Regions from separate parts of the Mus musculus genome. Here region 1 is linked to region 2. Evidence: chromatin loops called from intact Hi-C (ENCODE). Cell type or tissue: left cerebral cortex. All regions are shown on one strand.

Evidence for each region. Peaks named below come from ENCODE experiments on the same cell type or tissue, not always from the same donor. Only the 100,000 strongest peaks of a DNase experiment are listed, where the experiment ranks them.
Region 1: it touches region 2 in a loop (4-fold over the local background); 2 of 42 quality-filtered maps call a loop at or near these places.

What each region holds. Positions count from the first base shown.
Region 1 is chr3:132,627,458-132,629,957 of GRCm38, reverse strand. It overlaps Gimd1 (GIMAP family P-loop NTPase domain containing 1), which reads right to left and starts at 112. Exons shown (of 3, transcript NM_001372140.1): 1 at 50-112. In left cerebral cortex, a CTCF peak has its summit at 962; a DNase peak (open chromatin) is centred at 919.
Region 2 is chr3:131,974,965-131,977,464 of GRCm38, reverse strand. All of the region lies in intron 2 of Gm29865 (a long non-coding RNA gene), which reads right to left. Among named protein-coding and RNA genes, the nearest start is that of Gm29949, 31 kb to the left of the region's middle. In left cerebral cortex, a CTCF peak has its summit at 1,329 (motif pointing left); a DNase peak (open chromatin) is centred at 1,301.

The DNA.
Region 1 (2,500 bases), 650 kb before region 2:
TTTCTGTTTAGTTCCAATCACATATATGATACATTTTAAATCCACTTACCTCTTTTGATGCTAGAAATGTATTCTTTACAGGTTTCCTTGGAACCAGTACAGTTTATTCTTTGAAATGGACTTTGGTCTCCTGACTGTGTGGTACTAGCCGGGGACTGGTACTGCATCGTTTTGTTTAGTTAATCTGTCACCAGACATCCTCTTTGTAAGTGATTAGCTGTCTTCTAATCAGAGCCTACATATGTTATCTCACAGGACTATCCTTTAAATCAATACTTCCTGAAACCTATATTTCCAGAATTAAGTTCCGAGTGTGTTTCTATTAAGTAACAAGGTACCCAAGCCAAAGTACGAAACATTCTTAGTGACAGTTTAGACTTTTCCATTTTAATGGATAAACCCTGCATCACTTCATGAAAACTGCCAGTGAATATATGCGTGTGTATAATAATTTACAGACTATGTAACAGTAGTAAATTCACAAATTCAAATTGTTCTAGAAAAATTCCCTAGGTTATTTGCATATACTTGAAACATATCACCTTAAGCTGTTAAAATCTCTTGTGTGCTCGGTCGGGGACATGCAAACTCATAAACACCTACTGATGACGTATGTAAGGCACACAAGGAGCTGCAAGTTGTTTTTCTTTAAAACTAGTTTTGTTTTGATATTTAAAATCTCTGATTTGTCTTCCTCCTCTGGTTATTTGATAGTCCACACCTCCCCAAACTCATTCACATCACGCATGAGATACAGGATGTCTTTGTAGCTACATTCTGGTCCTTTCTTACAGCTCTCAAGAAGTCTACTGAGTAGTACTTCTGAGAAGGCAATCTGGAGACAGCTGGTAGTCCCCCTTCTTGTGTGGGTCTGACGAGGCAGATGCGAAAAGGATCTATCCTTCATGAGCACTAGTTCTCTGGAATGAAGTAGAAAAGAGCCTCCCCCAGGTGGCGGTAGCAACGTGTTCCCTCAGAAGGAATTTTCAACCAGAATTTAAGTTGCCGCCTCCAAGTGTAAACTGACATACAGCAATCTGCAACAAAATGTATTCGTTGTAGGGTGAATTTTTTTTTTTTAAGAGTGGGAGCTAGCAGGCCTTGGTTTCTGCGTTCCTTTATGGAATGCAGCCAGCACACGCAGACCCTAATTTTTCAACCTCTCATTTTTGAGATGAGCATTTAGGTCATTTGCTGAATACAAAAGGAAGGGTTATAAAAGGAAATTTGATGTTTATAAAAGGAAGTCGACCGTTCACAAGCATAGTTATAAATGACACTGGATATGCAGATGTTTAGCCACATTATCTAATGCTATATTAGATTTGAGACTATTTTATAGATTTATAGGAGGAAAATGACAAATATTAAACAAATTATGTAACAATATTAGCATTTCTCTTGGTGTTTGCTTTGATAAATCAAGGTAAAAGAACAACTTAAAAAAGTACTTTTCCACTGACATTACTAACTATGCTGTCACAGGACTAAAAAGGCTTCATCCTTAATTAGATGGTTTCAGTATGTGTGTTAGAAAGCAGAAATTAGCTACTTCAAGTTTTAAAAAAAATTAAAGCGGATCCTGAAAAAATTAGATAAAACCACAAAAAGGAATTCCAGTCTGCTGGAATTGGCAGAGAGGGGAGAGCCAAGCAAAGAGATTAACACCAGGAGAAGAAGGGCCTGTGGCCTGGGATAGGGATTTCAGCATTACAACCTGGGAGAATCTCCTAAATTGGAAGATGGAAAGAACTCAGGGACAACTTCAGAGTCAAAAGGGCTAATGTGCCACTTTTAGTCCTCTGCATCTATGGGATGCAAAACTACTTGTGTTCATAGTTTCCTTCTGTGATGGCTTTCCATTTTCATCTTAGTTTTGGTTTTTATTTCATTTTACTTGGTAGAAATTAAAGAAAGGGTTCAGCTCTGTATGTATATTAGCTCAGGATAAGGACCACACAAATCAGAGGACATGTAAGGACAAGTAAGTCACAAACAGGAGGTCTGTGCTGTAAGAATGCTAGTTCCCAGGAACTTGTAGGAACCATCCAGAGGATATTAGACCTTCCATCATCCATGAAATCATATATTTTCAGATGACAAAACCCTAGCTGCTGAGGATTTGATTTCAAACGTGTATATAGTATATAGCAACAGTTCTCAACCTGTGGGTCTCAACTCCTTAGGGGAGTTGAATGGCCTTTTCCCAAGGGTCACCTAAGACCATCAGAAAACACAGATATTTATGTGCAATTTGTAATAGCAGCAAAATTACAGTTATAAAGTAGCAACAAAAGTAAATTTATGGTTTGAGGTCACCACAACATGAGAAATTGTGTTAGGAAAAGGTGGCAGTGTTAGGAATATAGTCAATATTTACACATATGCATATATTTCTGTGTGCTCCTGTGTATATGCACATCTGAACAAAGCTTATAACTTGTCTATATATTCAATAAAATCCCACATCTTTATCAAATGAATTCTGTTATAAGCAGAT
Region 2 (2,500 bases):
GGTCTTTCTTGTTTAAGAAGTGGTGGTCGGGAGAATAGAGATGACTCCAGTTCTTATGCAATCATGGATGATGTCTCCTGGTTTGTTTCCAGGGCTCTTTGTGAGGTAGGCCATTGGTGCTCTGGGCGGGGGGAGGCAATCTGAAATCATTTCTTACTTGTGTGCATCAGAGAGTTCATCTTTTACAAGTTGACATTCAAATAATCAAGAACTCATCCTTTGATTTATTCCTGCACCCGGCAGCTTTTTTTCCGCATCACAGTTAGTAAGTTCAGTTGGAGAGATTTGTTCCTTTAAAGTTTTTTTTTAATATTACCAGTCTTTCAGGGCAGCCTTCCTCAGAGGTCGCCCTACCACCATGTTTACCCCCGTCAGTCTCACATTTTGCTTCCTGTCTTTCAGGGAGTCCTTAACACACAATAAAAGCGTTTTCCCCAAAGACATGGGAACTATTTTTAAAAGTGTCTTTTATCAAATAGTTTATTTTTACAGTGTGTATTAAAGCAATCTGACCGTGTTTTACAAATTCCAACATCTTGTCCTGGGAACTAGTGAAAGCAATTTTTCACATATTTCTACTGAATGCATTTAAATGCAAGAGAATTCCACTGATCTCTAGGCATTAGCAAGTTAGAGTTGCCAGTTATAGAGCCTGGTCCCTCACCTCACGACATTCTGTATCTGGAATTTCTTTGTAGATTTTTTTTTTTCCTTTTTACAGCTGGCTTTGTATTCTCTGTTTGTTTGGGTTAGTTGGTTTCCTAAAAGGTAAAATATGAAGGCTACCCAAAATGAATATGATACCAATATATCCATGTACTTATAGATAGGAAACTACTCAGATAATGTTGTATGATGCTGTGTTTATTTAAATTAAGGTTACAAAATAATTGTAACTCACAGTAAGAAAAGAAGGTTCATTTTCGGATCTTAGAGTATGTGACAGTATGAGAACTTCATTGAAGTCACTGGAACCACACAGACCCCCTCCTCCGCATGTACCCATGGTCCTTATATACTAACACTTATTGTAGCATTTGTAAAGATGCGCCATCAGTCAGGACTCCTAAAACATATTGAGACAGCATGCAAGGATGTAACATCCCCACAATTGATGACCATCCAAAACTGGGAAACAAATGCTAAGTTGTATTCTGGAGTACAGTTGTCAGCCATGTTCACAATATCTGCACTACAGTCTTTATATCACGTACAGAACACAAAGCATGAGCTCTGCATCTGCTTTCTCTCAGTCAAGGGTACAGATGAGCTTCAAATTCCAAAGGCCAGCGCCTTAGAATCACTCTGTTAATGGTCAGCATTGCCCTCTAGTGGCAAGCACGACTAACCACAGCTTTGTCCTCCTTCAGTGACCCCAGAGGGCAGCCAGACGGGGCAGATTTGAGGAAGAGAAAAAGTACCAATGTTGGCAACACCAATTATCAAATGGAACCAGATTTTGACATTTATGATTTTTTTTTTTAGCATGAGCATTTTTTTCCAGTCTCTGGTGGAAGCCTGGAGGTTCATGGAGCCTGATGGAAAAACTAAGGATACTGGTCTGAAGTGTGTGTGTGTGTGTGTGTGTGTGTGTGTGTGTGTGTGTGTGACGTGACCTCAGGAGGTCTCTCAGGATCTCATGTAAACTAAAGAGTGTAAGTGTAGATCTTGCATGTGTGCAGGTCTTGTATATGTGTAGAACTTGCATTTTGCAGATCTTGCATATGTACAGATCTTGCATGTGTGAAGATCTTGTATATGTGTAGATCTTTCATTTGTATAGATCTTGCACGTGTGAAGATCTTGCATATGTGTAGATCTTTCATGTGTGTATATCTTGCATGTGTGCAGACCTTGTATATGTGAAGATCTTGCATATGTGTAGATCTTGCATGTGTGAAGATCTTGTATATGTGTAGATCTTTCATGTGTGTAGATCTTGCATGTGTGCAGATCTTGTATATGTGTAGATCTTGCATGTGTGAAGATCTTGTATATGTGTAGATCTTTCATATGTGTAGATCTTGCATGTGTGATCTTGCATATGTACAGATCTTGCATGAGTGAAGATCTTATATATGTGTAGATCTTGCATGTGTGAAGATCTTGTATATGTATAGATCTTTCATGTGTGTAGATCTTGCATGTGTGTAGATCCTGCATGGGTCTCCTTTTATTGTCTTCATATGTTGCATGACAAACTAAGAAAGACAGTGATCAGTCAGTCAAAAGCAGAATCAAAAGCTCCTTTATTCAGAAAAGTGATGAGACTTTAGAGATGAAAAGAGAAGAGGAAGAGAGAATAGTTTCTACCTCCATTTCCAGGTACAAAGGAAACAAAGAGGGAGGGGGAAACTCTTTAGTTTCCTAACTCTCTTAGAGAAATCAAGCACACACATACATATAAATAAATATGTAAAGAAACAAAACAAAACAATACAAAAGAGGAAACACATACTTAGGCTGAATACAAATATGGAGCCTTTAACTTTCTCCAAGA